Linked DNA regions of Homo sapiens: region 1 is linked to region 2. A link is an interaction called in ENCODE POLR2A ChIA-PET data of the cell type or tissue named here. Cell type or tissue: PC-9. All regions are shown on one strand. Links, peaks and the distances in the headings refer to the core of each region. The heading gives the core; the rest is flanking DNA.

Region 1 (4,403 bases), core at 117-4,116, 1.0 Mb after region 2:
TCTCTCACTATGTTGCTCAGGCTGGTCTCAAACTCCTGGGCTCAAGTGATTCTCCTGCCTTGGCTTCAGAGAGTGCTGGGATTACAGACGTGAGTCACCGTGCCCAGCTAGGTTTTACTTTTATATGTTGCGTAAGTGAATAAAGTCTCAGCATTTGGAATGCTTTTCCCTTCAAATTGCTATGTGGAACTGTAAGTGGAAGAAATTTGTATGATAATTTTATTGTAAATATTATATTCTTATCGTGAATCTGTTTACTGCATTGTAAACACATGAAACTCAGGAATTTCTGTTGTTTGTGTTTCGTGTATTTGTCTTGTTTCCACAGAGCTTCATAGCAAGTGAAGTACTCAAGTTGTTCAGTCTTAAAAAGGAGCCAAACCACAAAACAGATTGGCAGAAAATGATGAAATTTGGAAGAAAGAAAAGAGACCGAGTGGATCATATCCTGGTCAGTGTATACAACCAAACTGTTTTTATTTTGACCATATCTTTTAAACTCAGAATGCAGTTAGATTCTAAAAGGAAAAGGGATAGACTTATTCTTAAATCTATGGTATTAAAATCTTAAAGCCTTTACTTGCTGCATTTCTACCCCTCAGTTTTGTTAACTATTTTCTTTTGTACTCAGTAGATGAACATTTAACTTGATCAATAGTATTTTATGTAGAACTTGAGAAATTTACTCAAATGGAAGCAAAGTTTAAGGTAGTGAATTGAAAAGAGACCAGTGTGGACTCTGGAGCCTGACTGCCCATGTTTAAATCTCTTGATGTGTAATCTTGGACAAATTTGTCTAACATTTTTGTGCAAAGTGAAGGTAACAATAATAGTACTTACCTGATAAAATTATTAAGAAAATTAAATAAGTATATGTGTAAAGCACTTAGAATAGTTCCTCATATACAACTCAGTAAATAATAGCTGTTACCTCATCATCATCACTATTATCATTATCCAGAACATTCCCTGGATAGGATTTATTTGGTTTTGCAATATATTTCTGTAACATTAGGAAAGTGTTTATCAAAAAAGAAAAAAAGAAAAATTCAGGTTTCACTCTAAACATTTTAATTCTGGACCTTTTATCTATATTGACATTTATATAATGAAAAAAAGTGTAATACTTAAATTTATCACCGTTCTCATGTATGTACCTCTCTAGTGTTTCATTTACTCAGTAATAACTGTACTAGATAACATTTGCTTAGTATTTTATAGTTTATCATTCTTATGCCTTATTTGATTTTTTTTTTTTTTTTTTTTTTTGAGACACAGTCTCGCTCTGTCACCCTGGCTGGAGTGTGGTGGCACAATCTCTGCTCACTGCAGCCTCTGCCTCCCAGGTTCAAGTGATTCTCATGCCTCAACCTCCCGAGTAGCTGGGATTACAGGCACCTGCAACCATGTCCAGCTAATTTTTGTATTTTTAGTAGAGATGGGATTTCGCCATGTTGGCCAGGCTGGTCTCAAACTCCTGACCACAAGTGATCCGCCTGCCTTGGCCTCCCAAAGTGCTGGGATTACAGGCATGAGCCACCGCGCCCAGTGTCTTATGCCTTATTTGATCCTCACGATAATTACATGAGGTAGGAAGAACTAATGTTATCCTTTGTTTTACAAATGAGGTGTCTTACGCCTTATTTGATCCTCACAATAATTACATGAGGTAGGAAGGACTAATGTTATTCTTTGTTTTACAAATGAGGAAATTTAGATTCAAAGATGTTAAGTGACTTGCCCAGTAAAATAAGAGACGAGATTTTAATCAACTAATTCTTCATAGATCTTCACATCTCAAGAAAGTGAATTTGTTCTCCTATTTCTATCATGTCTTAAAGTCTGAATTGTTATTAATTTCCAAGTTGTTACTTCCTTTACTTCTTAGGAATTAAAGAAAAAAGCATATTAAGAGGCATTCATCTAACCTATCAGCTAAATTGATGATATCCCCTATAAATCACCTCTGTATATACATTGAGTCAAAAATTGTGCTAATTAAGGACTGATGTTAACAATAGTAAGCAAAACAGACACAGACCCCACCTTCATAGATTTCCAGTTTGAAGGCAGAAACCAGCCATTAATATATCGTTTACACACAAGTGTGTAAGTTATGCATAAAAATGGAAGAATAGGGAGCTGTTAAAACCACAGGAAGCTGATATAATGAGGATGGTCAAGGCAGGCTTCTCTGAGGAAGTGACATTTGAGCTCAGATCTTAAAGATGAATACATGGCAGCAGTAAGAGAAAATGAGGAGGAAGCAAAAGTGGAAACCCCTGATAAACCCATCAGATCTTGTGAGACTTAATTGCTATCACGAGAATAGCATGGGAAAGACTCCCATGATACAATTACCTCCCCCTGGGTCCCTCCCACACACGTGGGAATTCTGGGAGATACAATTCAAGTTGAGATTTAGGTGGGGACACAGCCAAACCATATCAGTACCCTGACAGCAGAGGCTTCCAGTAGGTGCCAAACAGGGTCAGTTAAGCAGACATCTCTCTAACAGTTATCAGAAATTCTCAAATACTAAACAAAATATTTCTTTTGCAGGGGTAAGGTTATTATAGCTTGGGTGAGGGGAGTACTGTGCATAAGAATTGAAGCAATTTAGCAACTGGTAAACAATAATAATAAAGTATATATTATGTGACTATCCCCTTTGCTGGTTGTAAAATATTTTTTAGCTTCCTACAGAGAGACCTGACCTATATAACTTTTTGCATGAGCTCGTTCTTCTTAATTTTTTTTTTTAACAAAATGATACTGTCAGCTTCTTGAGCTAATTATTAACAAGAAATGCTAAATGAACTAGTCTCCTCTCCCATAATTAGATTTGGTAAACCTTGTATTTGCAGATTCTAATGTTTTTACATTTTAGGGGGATTGAGATTTAAAACAATTTTTTAATAACACGTAAAAGTTTTCTCAAACCACTTCCTCTACTCTCACATTACAACAATCATCACCACACAAGAAAACTTCTGTGACCATATGTGTGTGGACTTTTCCCCCACACACCAAGCAGTGGACACCAGCTGGGTATCCTCTGAATCAGTTCTGATACTCCCTACCCAGATATAGTGTCACATCCCACAGAGTGAGTGCTCAGTCCCCAAGACTGCCCCTGCCCCCTCCACACACACATACCAGTTGCAAGTCCAGGCCTCCAGAACTTCTGATGGACTAGCTTCAAGTTGGGGCTCCCAAGATCCACCTTTGGGTTTAATTAATTTGATGGAGTAGCTCACAGAACTCAGTAAACACTTACTTAGGTTTACTGGTTTATTAGGAAGGATATTGCAAAGGATACAGAGACGCATAGGGTGGAGTATGGGAAAGGGGCACAGAACTTCCATGCCTTCCCTGGGCTGCCACCCTCCAGGAACCTCCAGGTTTAGCTATCCAGAAGCTACCTGAACTCTTTCCTCTTGGGTTTTTCTGAAAGCTTCATGACATCAGCATTCCTTCCCCCAAGGTATTGGGTAGGACCCTCTCATGGGAGGGCCTTAAGACCCACAGTCAGAAAGGTAGGGGAACATTAGAGTGAAAGGAGGGCGGGCCTGCCACTGAGGCCTAACACCCTTGACATTTTTTTTTTTTTTTTTTTGAGACAGAGTCTCGCTTTGTTACCCAGGCTGGAGTGCAGTGGCACCACCTCGGCTCACTACAACCTCCGCCTCCCGGGTTCAAGCAATTCTCCTGTCTCAGTCTCCGGAGTAGCTGGGATTAGAGGCGCATGCCACCATGCCTGGCTAATTTTTGTATTTTTAGTAGAGATGGGGTTTCACCATGTTGGCCAGGCTGGTCTCAAGCTCCTGACCTCAGGTGATCCACCTGTCTCGGCCTCCCAAAGTGCTGGGATTACAGGCGGGAGCCACCGCACCTGGCCAACCCCCCACATTTTAACAAGACTATAACAAGGGCTATGGGAATTATTAGCCATGTTTTAAGTTTTTACTAAAAGAATGAGCTTATTTTGCTCTATGATTTTGTTACACTTTTCACCCATTATTGGTTATTTTTCTAAGTCTTTTACATGTTTAATTATGAAATATTTTTAAAGTATAAAAAAGAATAGAAAATAATATAGGTGCATTGTTTCTGCATCCTTTTCCTTCATTCTGAGCTCGGTTGCATCTACCTAAAGTACACACTTAGTATTTCATTAACTTCAGGCCTTTAATGTAAACTCTCAGTCTTTAAAATGTCTTTATTTCAGCTCTTACTTTTGAGTTATATTTTAGCTGTATATAGAATTTTAAGTTGATAGCTCTTTTTACTTAAGCAGTTTGAAGATATCTCATTATAATTTTGAAGCAGCATCATTGTCTGCGGTGAATACCCAGGGTTCGTCGTCTCGAGCTGAGAAAATTAACGACACAGACACACAT
Region 2 (4,403 bases), core at 127-4,126:
TTGTCAAGGGTGCATTGGGAAGGGGAGAATCAAGAGCTGAGAGCACTCTGGGAGTGTTGTGAATTCATATGTAATAAGAGAACTAAAGCAGGGACAGGGAATAGAAAGATTTAAGGGCTATTCAAGAGTTGGAATGGAAAGAATTTGGTGAACATTTGGGCTGGGAGAGCAATTGAGAGAGAAGAAAAAATTAAGAATGACTCCTAGGTTTCTGGATTGGATGACAAATGATTAGTGGAGCTGTTAACTATTTTAGGAATGTAGGGAGAGGAGCATATTTAGGGAGGTGGAGCAGAGAAAGATAATGAATTTAATCTTGGATATTTTGTTTCCTTCACAGGCACATCCAGGAGTAAGTGTAGACTAATCATTTAGGAGCTAAAGCCTACAGTTTAGGAGAAAAGGCTTGGCTGAAGCCATAGACATTCTTGTCACAGTTGGTAGTTCACCCAAGGAGAGCATGGAGACTGAGTTGATCAGAAAACCAGTTTTTAAAAGTTTGGCAATCCAGGAAATAGAGGTTCAGAGCCTCAGCTCATGGTACTGAAACAGGGATATTGAACTCTGGAAAGGTAGATCGAACCATGTTATTAAAATAAGTAGCTGGCATCGATTGGTGTCTGACAATATGTCAGGCACTGTGCTAAGCATTGCCATGGATTGCCTCATTCACTCTTCACAACTCAGTGGTGGAGGAGGTACTATTGTTGTCTCCATTTTACAGAAGTTGCTTAGAGAGACTAAATTACATGCCCAGAGTCTTGCAATCTCATCATTAAACTAGTCTAAATGTTAACCCCAGGAACCTGACCTCAGACCCCACATTCTCCCTTCTAGTTATGAAGATTCTTACTTACCAAACTCAAGAGTTTGGATTGTATCCTATAGGAAACAGGTTTCCTATACCAGGCAGTATTTTGTTTGTTTTAGGGCTTTACATTTTTATTTGAATCAGTAATGGATTCACACAATTCAAAATTCAGGGAAATTCAGGCCAGGTGCGGTGGCTGACGCCTGTAACCCCAGTACTTTGGGAGGCTGAGGCAGGAGGATCACATGAGGCCAGGAGTTTGAGACCAGCCTGGCCAACATGATGAAATTTCATCTCTACTAAAAATATAAAAATTAGCCGGGTGTGGTGGTGCACGTCTGTAATCCCAACTACTTGGGAGGCTGAGGCAGGAAAATCACTTGAACCCGGGAAGTGGAGGTTGCAGTGAGCCGAGATCATGCCACTGCACTCCAGCCTGGGAGACAGAGCAAGATTATGTCTCAAAAAAAAAAAAAAAATTCTGTGAAATTCAATGAAAAATTTTCTCGTCTGTCTAGTTCCTTCCCCTTTCTCCAAGTGGCAACCTTTAACTAGTAATTTCCTTATGTCTTTTTGTATGAAATATATATATATTTTTTTATTTATCTCTACCATTTTATACAACATATGGCACACTTTGCATACTTCTGCATCTTACTTTTTTTACTTAATAGATTCTAGAAATCTGTATCACATCAAAAGAGCTTCATTGTTTTGTTGTTTCACACTGCAAAGTGTTCCATTATTTGGGTCTACCATAATTCATATAACCAGAATTTTATTGGACTTAAATGTTGTTCCAATATTTTGTTTTTACAACCAGTGTTGCCCAGAATTACCTTGTATATATGTCAGGGGTCCCCAACCCCTGGGCTGCGGAATAGTACCAGTCTGTGGCGTGGTAGGAACTGGGTTGCACAGCATGAGGTGAGGGGTGAGCGAGCATTACCGCCTCAGCACCAGCTCCTTGTCAGATCAGTGGCAGCATTATATTCTCATAGGAGCACAAGCCCTATTGTGAACTGCACATGTGAAGGATCTAGGCTGCACGTTCCTTATGAGAATCTAATACCTGATGATCTGACATGGAGCAGTTTCATCCTGAAACCATTCCCACCCAGTCCCCAACCCCTGTCTGTGGAAAATTGTCTTCCACTAAACCAGTCCCCAGTACCAAAATGGTTGGGGACCACCCATATATATTATTTCACACATGAGCAAGTATTTCTAGAAATGGGAGTGCTAGGTCAAAAGGCACGTGCATTTTAAGTTTTGATAGGTGTGGCCACATTATCCTATATAGATGTTTAACCAGTTTATATTCCCATAGAAATATATAAGAGTGACTCTTTCTGCTAGCTTCACCAACAATATGTTATTAAACTTTTGGTTTTGTGTATTTCATATGAAGCATCTTTTTGTTTGAGAGCTATTTGTATTTTCTGTTAACTGTCTTTGCATATCCTTTGCTCATTTTCTGCTGTGTCATTGGTCTTACTGACGTATAGGAGTTCATCCCTAGGGCATATAGTCTTTTGTGACATGAGATGTAAATACTCTTTGTCGAATTTTTTTTTTTTTTTTTTTTGAGATGGAGTTTTGCTGTGTCACCCAGGCTGGAGTGCAGTGGCACAATCTCGGCTTACTGCAACCTTTGCCTCTCAGATTCCAGTGATCCTCTCGCCTCAGCCTTCCGAGTATTTGGAATTACAGGTGCACATCACTGCTCCCAGCTAATTTTGTATTTTTAGTAGAGACAGGGTTTCGCCATGTTGGCCAGGCTGGTCTCAAATTCCTGACCTCAAGTGATCAGGAGTTCACTTAGTATGATAGTTGCCAAATGGTGATTTTTTTTTTGAAATGCTCTCTCTCAGCAGTATCACCAAGTGATGATTTTTGTATTTTTATTTTTTTGAGACAGAGTCTCACCCTGTCACCCAGGCTGGAGTGCAGTGGCACGATGATGGCCCACAGCAGCCTAATCTCCTGGTCTCAAGCAATCCTCCTACCTCAGCCTCCTGAGTAGCTTGGACTACAGGCATGAGTCACCATGCCTGGCTAATGTTTTTACTTTTAGTTTTATAGAGACAAGGTTTCATTGTGTTGTCCAGGCTGGTCTCGAATTCCTGGGCTCAAGTGATCCTTCTCCCTTGGCCTCCCAAAGTGCTGGGATTACAGATGTGAGCCACAGTTCCTGGTCATCAAATGATGATTTTTTTCATTCTATCGTTGCTTCTAGACCTATTAGTTGTCATTCTGTTGAAGGGTAGAACTCCCCTGCCTCCACACATTCATGTGCTTATTTATATCACCATGAACTCACTATGAGCTACAATTTATGACCATTATAATTATTTGGATGCTTAAACTGTTCCACATTTGGCCGGTGGGAACCTCTACAAACTAGTTCCTGTGTCATTTTGGAATGGTCCCATCATTCTCCAAGCACTTTCTTGCAACTGGCATAACACTGTGGTCCAGGATCATTAAAAGGAACCCTAGTTCCTTTTTTTTTTGAGATGGAGTTTTGCTCTGTCTCCCAGGCTGGAGTGCAGTGGCGCAATCTCGGCTTATTGCAAACTTTGCCTCTCAGGTTTCAGCGATCCTCCTGCCTCAGCCTTCCAAGTAGTTGGAATTACAGGTGCACACCACTACTCCTTAATTCCTTTTAATGTGGTACTAAAATGGTATTTAGGAACTACCCTGTGGGCGCTAGGTGTGCTCATTACTTCCTGGGTGTCATTGTTTCCATGTTCTCTTGAAGGACAGAGGTGGGAAATATATGTATATGTGTGCATACATACACACAAGATACATCTGTATCTTTTTCTGAATCTGTGTGTATTAAAACCATCAATTCAGGCCTGGCGCAGTGGCTCACACCTGTAATCCCAGCACTCTGGGAGGCTGAGGTGGGTGGATCATGAGGTCAGGAGTTCTGAGACCAGCCTGTCCAATATGGTGAAACCCCATCTCTAATAAAAATACAAAAACTAGCTGGCATGGTGGTGGGCGCCTGTAGTCCCAGCTACTCGGGAGGCTGAGGCAGGAGAATTGCTTGAACCCGGGAGGCGGAGGTTTCAGTGAGCCAAGATCATGCCACTGCATTCTAGCCTGGGCAACAGAGCGAGACTCCATCTCAAAAAAAGAAAAACAAAAAACAAACAAAAAAAAACACCCATCAATTCAAACTAGTATTTCCAATTCTAATTCACCACTGCAGGATTTATCCTGGCTTTCTCTCTTTCTGTATGTTTAACTCTCTTCTCCACTGGTGAGAAGCCTGGTTACTGTTACACTCAGTCTGTCTACTTATTTGCTCAACTTCCCCCCTTCCTCTATACCTACCCCTCTATGTAACCAAACTCTTGGCCACACTTGGCCTAGTACATGACCTCTTTTGCCCTCCCCTGGGCACTCTGGCCAAGATCTCAGCCCTAATGAAGAAGAGGAGGATGTTACTTTCCTTTAATTAAAGTGAGTTCAGGCCGGGCGCGGTAGCTCACACCTGTAATCCCAGCACTTTGGGAGGCTGAGGTGGGCGGATCACCTGAGGTCAGGAGTTTTGAGACCAGCCTGACCAAATGGTGAA

What was found. Peaks named below come from ENCODE experiments on the same cell type or tissue, not always from the same donor. Only the 100,000 strongest peaks of a DNase experiment are listed, where the experiment ranks them.
Region 1: POLR2A ChIA-PET joins it to region 2 with 8 read pairs; 1 of 35 experiments calls an interaction of 5 or more read pairs at or near these places.

The regions. Positions count from the first base shown.
Region 1 is chr1:180,098,535-180,102,937 of GRCh38, forward strand. It overlaps CEP350 (centrosomal protein 350), which reads left to right. Exons shown (of 38, transcript NM_014810.5): 37 at 329-451. Among named protein-coding and RNA genes, the nearest start is that of QSOX1, 54 kb to the right of the region's middle. In PC-9, for the core only: no CTCF peak of the experiment used is centred there; a DNase peak (open chromatin) is centred at 197; H3K27ac peaks cover 1,002 bases.
Region 2 is chr1:179,058,698-179,063,100 of GRCh38, forward strand. The region is part of intron 4 of FAM20B (FAM20B glycosaminoglycan xylosylkinase); the gene reads left to right. Among named protein-coding and RNA genes, the nearest start is that of TOR3A, 21 kb to the right of the region's middle. In PC-9, for the core only: no CTCF peak of the experiment used is centred there; DNase peaks (open chromatin) are centred at 224, 2,354 and 2,864; H3K27ac peaks cover 4,000 bases.